Linked DNA regions of Homo sapiens: regions 1 and 3 are each linked to region 2. A link is an interaction called in ENCODE POLR2A ChIA-PET data of the cell type or tissue named here. Cell type or tissue: HCT116. All regions are shown on one strand. Region 1 overlaps PPARG (peroxisome proliferator activated receptor gamma). Region 2 overlaps CAND2 (cullin associated and neddylation dissociated 2 (putative)). Region 3 overlaps IQSEC1 (IQ motif and Sec7 domain ArfGEF 1).

Region 1 (2,500 bases), 440 kb before region 2:
GGGACTACCTTCCACCTCTCTCCTGTCTTTCAGATCCTTTGTTTCCTGGTCCCATCTTTTCTCTTCTTGGTTCTGGTGGAGAACTCTGGGAAAGAGTACGTGGGAGGTAACTTTTCTGGATGCCTTATCATTCTGAAAATGTCTTTACTCTCATACTTGATGGACGATTTGGATGAGTCTAAAATTCTAGGTTGGAAATTTTTTTTTCTCTTGAATTTTGGCAACATTGTTCTATTGATTTTCTAGCTTCCAGTGTTACTGTTGAGAAGTTCAGTGTCATTCTGATTCCTGATCCTTTCTATGGTACTTTTTTTTTTTCCTGTCAGGAAGTACTTATGATCATCTCTATAGAAGGGGTATTAATCTTGACAGTGTTCCTTTCTGTGTGGTTTAAGAAATCCTTTCTCTCTTGGGTTTTGTTACTGTTTTATAAATCCTTGATCTTAGTCATTCTAAGGTTAAAGAAAAACTGAGGAACAACTCAGGAATACGTTTCAAGTACATGTGATAAAAGGCAAATATGCAGAGGATGATAACTATATGTTTAAAAAATGGGAAAAAAGAGATAGTCGCAAACTTCAACATAGGTTAGATCATCATTTCTCAAACCATATTCCATCACATATTAAGCTCCTCAAATATTGCACACTGTGCTTTTTTCTCTCTTTTGTGTATTCTCGTGAACATTAGCCTGTTAGTTTAAGAAGTCTCACAGTAAACCTATTTAACCTTGCTTAACCTAGCATTGCCTAAATTTACTTGATCACCAGATTTTTTTTGTTTTGTTTTTAATTATTTTTAAAGGAACATTATTAACATATGTATAACACAGTTGGGGAAATGCCAGATAAGACATAGACTTTCCTGGCTGCTAAAGAGCAATTAAGCATTGGAATGAGTAACCAAGAGGAGCTGTGGACTCTCCTTTTCCAGAGGCCTTTAAAACAGGACATCTGTTTTAGGCGTAGTCCTGTTTAAACAATAGGGCTTTGCTGGCGGTTCTTCCTCTTCCTGTCCCCTAGTGGTAGTGTTGGAGGCTTTTAGCCCACCTTTTATATGACTGTAGTACTCTGGTGACTAATGTGTACACAAATTACTGTTATACTATTAATATTAATTATATTTATTGAGAACTTATTAAGTATCCAGCCCTATGGTAAGTGCTCTACATACATTATCTAATTTAATCCTCACAACAACTCTAGGAGGGAGACAATATTAATATTCTACAGATGGAGATTAGATATGAAGAGATACGAACTTCCAGCAATAGGGTTGGATTGGAACCTCGGGCATCTGACATGGAGCTGTGCCCATCCTTCTTCACCGTTAATGTTCAAAACAGCAAACGGCACAAAGCAAGCAAACAACATTTGTATATCTGTACTTACTATGTAAAAACAAACCAAGATAATGCTTACTTTATTAGACTATTCAAGACTATTCCCTACGCCTTTTGATTAATTCAGAGTTCATGACTTTTGTTAGAAACAAATTCTGTTACAGATTTAGTTCTTCGCATTTTATTCTGTGATAATTTGCCATCCAGGAAATGGTTCCTTACATGAGACTTTTTCCCTCATAAATTTGATGACATTCATATACATTCACTAAAGACCCCCAAAAAATAAATCTGGATCTGTGAAAAGTGGCAAAGGTTAAAAGTCCCATTTTCAGCATATTTACATGTAGTAACAACTTGATAACACAGCGCTGAGAATGCCAGGCTCAGAGGAGCCAAGCTGGGCTCCCGTCCAGTCAGCCTCTAGCTCACCAGGAAACCCTGAGCAGGTCACTTTGCCTCATTTTCTTTATCTGTCAAATGAGAACTCAGATGATCTCAAAACAGCCTTTTCTGCTGTAGTGTTTCAGGATGATTCTTGTCTCTGGATGTCGCTGTCATGATGGGAGAGGAATTAGTAAATTCCCAGGTCAGTTTACACTGCAGAGTGATCTTGATCTGCATGAATCAGTAAGGATGGGCTGGATAAACAAGTTGGAACCACAGTTATGAGTACCATGACATTAACTGAAACAAATGAGAAGGGATTGAAAAATCGGCGGTTAAGTGTCTTTTAAGGTCATTTCCAACAAAACTACAAAGGACCTATGAAAGGCTTTTCAGGCACGTACTCTTGTTGCCTAGCTGAACACATTTCTCCAATAAAGCTTTCATTTGAGAGTTACTCTTCATAGTACATCCCCTGCCCCCCTGCCTGCCTGGCACATTATAGGTATTCATGAAGATTTGTTGGAACTGTTAAATAATTGTTTAATATAGAACTGGAAGATCAGGAAGAAATAATGTTTTTCTAACCAGTATCCAGTGTAAAGTCACAAGTGTGGGCTATGGAGCTTCAGACCATCTGGATTCAATGCCAGTTCTACTGCTTAGTTACTGCGTACTTTTAGGCAAGTTACTTACTTCCAGGTCCATGCCTCAGTTTTCCCATCTTTAAAGTAAATTATAAATGCACCTACTTCCTCGGGCTGGTTGTGA
Region 2 (2,500 bases):
TGTTCTACCCTGATCTTTCTCTCTGCAGTGGAGAGTAGGTGGGAGGGGATTGAACAGGCAGGGGACTGGTTAAGAGGCTGCTATAGGGAAAGCAATTCGGGTTGTATTCAGGAGGGGGACTCCACAGGACTTGGAGTGGGCAGGGGAGGCAGGGACTGGAGGCTGACCCCTAGGGTTCTGCCTTTAGTAACTGGCGGGGGCAGACAGAGGTGCTGTGATGGGGTGCACTCCGGGAGCCAGCAGCAGGTGTGTGGGGAGGAAGGTGATGGATTCAAGCTGGGGCATGTTGAACTTGAGGCTCCTGGGAGGCACTCACTCAACCACACACTCCATGAGGGCAGCTCCCAGGATCAGTCTGTCTTGTTCACCCTGGCTTCCAGCACAGTCCCTGTCACTTAGCAGGTGAACAGGCAAACAAATGAAACCTAGGAGAGGGGGTTGGGTAGGACATAGAAATAAGGGAGGGTAAGGTCAGCGTGTTTCTGTAAAGTGAGAAAGAAAAGGTCTCAAGATGTTTACAGGACAGAAAATGCACGGGCCTCGTTTGAAGGTGTGGATAGAAGCTGCTGAGGCAGGCAGGAGCTGTGCTGTGTGCGCAGAAACCATTGTCTGGTGTTGCCTCTTGTCTTGAGCCCAGAGCTCAGCATCTCCAAAGGCACTAGGGAGCCATGGAAGGAGTTAAGCAGAGGAGTGACCAGGTGAGAAGTAGACTTTATACTGCTCTGGTCTCAGCGAGGAGGATGGACAGAAGGGGATGGTATTGAGGCAAGGCCTAGACTTCCAAGAAATAGGGACAGCCTTACTAGATCCTCTATGCTTTCCCCTATCAGGTCTTTCTCCCTAGGCTGGGAGCCAGGCTTTGCACTGCTGAGAAGTCCCTTTCTCTCTCCGCTTTCTCTCATGTAACAAAAGTAATTAAAATAATTCCTCCTCACAGTTGCAGGGCACCTCTTTTGCAAGGGCCATTGAGTTGCCATAATCCTGGGAAGGAGGCCGGGAGAGAATGGGGAGAGGGGCGGAGCCTGGCCCAGGTTGCCCGCGGAGTGCGATCGGCCTGATGCCCCCTCGTGCTCCCCAGGCTGGGTGTCCCGCTGGGCGCCTTCCACGCCAGCCTCCTGCACTGTCTGCTGCCACAGCTGAGCAGCCCGCGCCTGGCGGTGCGCAAGCGGGCGGTCGGAGCGCTTGGCCACCTGGCGGCCGCCTGCAGCACCGACCTCTTCGTCGAGCTCGCTGACCACCTACTGGACCGGCTGCCCGGCCCGCGGGTGCCCACCAGCCCGACTGCCATCCGCACCCTGATCCAATGTTTGGGCAGCGTCGGCCGCCAGGCCGGCCACCGCCTCGGTAAGGGGGCAGGGGGCGGGGCCTGGGCTGGCATGGTGGGCGGAGCTTAGGGTGAGCCAATGACTCGGTAAAGGGGCGGAGCTTGGGCCGCAGTGCAGCCAGGGCCTAAGGGTGGGCCGTCTGCCTTGGTAGGGAGGATGGGGCGGGGCCTGGGCTGATGTGGTGGGTGGGGCCTGGGGCGGGCGGCTGAAGCCCCTGAAACGCAGAGGTTGGGGCCGGATAGGGCTTGAGAGGCGCAGGGCGGGCCCTGAGCTCGACAAACCCCCAGGCCTGAGCCCCTGCTGAGTGCAGACGGTTCAGAGAAGGGGGTTGGTTCAATCACTTATGAGACGTGGAGGCTGGCTGGTAATTACAATTTTAAGTCATGCCACTAAACTGTTAGACTATGTTCTCTTCTCCCAGTTTGACAAAGATATCTTAGTAACAGCCCATGAGCCAAGTTTGAATTTTTAAGAAACAATTTAATGTGCATACAATAAACCGCACTATTTAAAGTGTGCAATTCAGTGTGTTTTGACCTTTGTGTATATCCGTGAAACCTTTCCATCACCCCCAAAAGCTTCCTTGTGTCCGTTTGCAGTCCAGCTCTCTGCCTTGTCCAGGAAGCCACTGATCTGCTTTCTGTCACTATAGATTAGTTTTTTAGAAATGGAAAGCTGCAATCAGGTTTGAATGTATCCTCAGACACCTTGGAGTTCTGACTATACCAAGACAGTTTGGATAGAACTGGCATATGGTCAGCCCCTCCCAACCCCTGGCTCTCTCACTGCAAGGGGCCTTGCAGGCACACGGCGGGGGGTGGGGGGGGGAACCCCAGCTGACATGGCCACACCCTGTCCCATTTCTCCCAAACAGCAGCCAGCCCTCAGCCATCCTTGGTTGCATGGACCTAGGAAAGAGGCCTGCGCAGGCTCGGACAAGGGGTCAGGATCCATTGGGCAGGAAACTCGGGTCCCCAGATACCCAGACAGAATGGAGTCTAGGAGTGTTGGGGGTCTCTAGGTCAGCATGTCTCTTCTTATGCTGTAGGGAAGGGTATGGCTGGAGAAGGGCTTGAGTGGAGTGCTCTAAAGCCTGGAGACCAGGCAGGAACCCCTCTTGCCTGGTCTATTAGGGCAGTACCTGCCTCCCTTTCTCCTATCCAAGGACTTAAACC
Region 3 (2,500 bases), 99 kb after region 2:
CTCTGGGCTGGACGAGGCCCGGGTTTCCCAGGAGAGGAGGCCCCGCAGGGAAAGCAAGACCGGGGACAGTGGGCAAGGGGGCGCCAGACAGATTAGAGGGTTCCGCGCAAGTTCATTCATCAGCATGAAGCACAGGGACGCGGCCGCACAGAGAGCACGGGACACAGCCGCCGGCTCACTCGGGCTAGAGCGACTTCCCAGATCAATAAACAAGTAAATAAAACCCCTGGAAGAAGAAAGGGAAAATGGGGGTGACTTCCCCAGCTAATTCGTGTGCAATGCCTTTCTTTTTGACGTTTGGGTCCTGTTTCCCTGTGTCTTTTTGGGGCGCCCTTTCTGTATGTCACACGCTGCTCTGCTTTGCGGAAGGTCAGGGGAAATGCCGCACTGGCTTCGCCGCAGGCCCTGCCCCGCGTGATGCATGCCCTGAATGCAGACGCCCTGCCTCGGTCTTGCATGCGCTGGGCTAGCAAGGTGGTTCTAGGCCAAGCTCTTACCGGCTTCCGAGAGGTCCCGCAGGGAGCTGCTGAGGGCGCTGCGCTTGAGGCCCTCACCGCTGGCATAGCTGTCGTCCAGGCAGGCCCGGCTCAGTGTTCCGTTGCCCGACTCCTTTTTGAGGCTAGAGCACTGGGACATGCTGGGCCGCACGACGCCTTTCTGCTTCTCGAGCTCCGCTGGAACAGAGAGGGTGAGGGTCCTGGTGAGAGGAGCACAGCCTAGAGTGGGCAGGAGACGGGGCCTTCTGCTTGGAGCTAGCACTGTCCTGAGCCACCATCTGCTTGGAATGGGGAAGGGTTGTTTCTGGGAAAGAGGGTGTGATGGCCACCCTGGACAAAAGAGCAGAAAGGAGATCCCAGGAGGGAGGCTAGAGAGACCAGAGGGCCTTGTGACCTGCAGGAAGGATAGTCACCTTCCAGGCTCGGGAGTGGACAGGGAGGCACAGACTTGCCTGGGTCTGAGAGATGAGCAAAGATTAGCCAGGGTCTTCCACAGAGAGGGCAGTGGTAGGGAGTCCCATGTGCCTCCAAGGAGTAGACCTGGAGCCAGGGAGTAGACCTGGAGCCAGGGATGGCCTTGGCTGTGTGACCCATCAGTCGGTTGAGCCTGATGCAGAAGATGACGAGGTGCAGAGAGGCCAGCTGGGAACTCTGCGGGCTCTTGCGCACGGGATGACCAGAGAGCCAGGGTCTTTTGATGGACATACAACAGGCAACAGGTAGGGCGGGTCCTGGATTGGACTCCCTCTGTGCCTCCTGCAGCCTGGGAACACAGACTGCCCCATCATGTGGCCATAGGGAAGGCCAGAAAAGACTGGGGGACATCTTGTCTCTGTGAGCTCAGAAGTCACTGCCCTGACATGGGGAGGCAAGTGCCAGAGTCTGGCAAGTCTCGGCCTTCTGTCCATGAGGCCTGGTACTCACACTCTATCCTGTGCTTCTCCATCTCTTGGACTTCCGCAATGGACTCCCGCAGGTCATCGGTGAATTTCTTCCGGTCTTGAGGGTTGGGGGCGTTGAAGTTTATTAACACTTTGATATCTGCTCCGGGGACAGACGAGGTGAGCCGGATGCCATTGGGGTAGTCTGCAAAAGGGAAGGAGAGGGGAGGAGGCCCACGGGTCTCAGTGTGTTCTCTGCAATCTCCTCTCTGGTCAGGAAACAATGGTAGGGCTGAGTTGTGCGTGAGCCTGGGATAAGTGCCGGGAGTCCAGCCTCCGCAGTGGCAGGCTGCAGGGGTGCAGAGCAACCTCATCTCCCGACTTGGGAAAGATGGTCTGTGTCGCTCCACATGTGACTCAGGGACAAAAGTGGTCGAGCTCAGGGGAGGCTGCTGGGGCCGCGTCCTGGAGGAGGACAGAGGTTGCGTCCTGAGAAAGGTGGGAGTCTTCTCTAGTCATCTCAGTTCTGGACAGCAGTGAGCGCCATATTCTCCCGAATGGCCTGTGGCCCACAGCTCCCATGGGGTGCACTATGGGCACTCCACAGCCAAGGAACCCTGTGCCCAGACCTGCCTGGTGCCACCTCCGGGCTCTCAGGGTCCCTGGGGCTTTGGTCTCCTGGCGGTGCTGCTCCGGCAGTGGGAGTCACTGGCAGAGCATCAGCCACTGGATGTTTGAAGGTTCTTGGACCAAGTACCAATCCCACCTTGGCTCAGACCAGGTGGGCCTGTGGGCAGCTGCAGAGTGCTCCTGTGTGCATATGTGTGCACATGTATGTATATGCAGCCCATTACTGCCACGTGGGAACATGTGCCTAGTGACACCAAACCTTCTGATTTTCAGAGAGGCCCAAAATATCTACATTTTGATGTAGAGACTGGCTCAGCAAACTTTTTAAAAATATGCAAACCATATAAAAGATAACTGAGCTGGGCCTGCCTCCCAGGCTGTCAGTTTGAGACCCCTGGAATGACGGCATGTCCTATAGAAGCTGCAGGCTTGGCTCTTGCCAGCACCCGGCACCCACGATCTAAGGCCAAGCCCTGGGACCATAGACATGAT

The links. ChIA-PET counts read pairs that join two places held together with the same protein. Peaks named below come from ENCODE experiments on the same cell type or tissue, not always from the same donor. Only the 100,000 strongest peaks of a DNase experiment are listed, where the experiment ranks them.
Region 1: POLR2A ChIA-PET joins it to region 2 with 8 read pairs; 2 of 35 experiments call an interaction of 5 or more read pairs at or near these places.
Region 3: POLR2A ChIA-PET joins it to region 2 with 7 read pairs; 2 of 35 experiments call an interaction of 5 or more read pairs at or near these places.

Annotation. Positions count from the first base shown.
Region 1 is chr3:12,369,987-12,372,486 of GRCh38, forward strand. All of the region lies in intron 2 of PPARG (peroxisome proliferator activated receptor gamma), which reads left to right. Among named protein-coding and RNA genes, the nearest start is that of PPARG, 82 kb to the left of the region's middle. In HCT116, a CTCF peak has its summit at 970 (motif pointing left); a DNase peak (open chromatin) is centred at 995; H3K4me3 peaks cover 117 bases; H3K27ac peaks cover 982 bases.
Region 2 is chr3:12,808,981-12,811,480 of GRCh38, forward strand. CAND2 (cullin associated and neddylation dissociated 2 (putative)) reads left to right here. Exons shown (of 15, transcript NM_001162499.2): 5 at 1,079-1,344. Among named protein-coding and RNA genes, the nearest start is that of CAND2, 14 kb to the left of the region's middle. RefSeq lists a silencer at 1,107-1,556. In HCT116, a CTCF peak has its summit at 1,237 (motif pointing left); a DNase peak (open chromatin) is centred at 1,431; H3K4me3 peaks cover 1,045 bases; H3K27ac peaks cover 1,184 bases.
Region 3 is chr3:12,907,852-12,910,351 of GRCh38, forward strand. It overlaps IQSEC1 (IQ motif and Sec7 domain ArfGEF 1), which reads right to left. Exons shown (of 14, transcript NM_001134382.3): 11 at 1,422-1,583; 12 at 498-674. The region is part of intron 4 of LOC105376956 (a long non-coding RNA gene); the gene reads left to right. Among named protein-coding and RNA genes, the nearest start is that of LINC02022, 24 kb to the left of the region's middle. In HCT116, no CTCF peak of the experiment used is centred here; no DNase peak of the experiment used is centred here.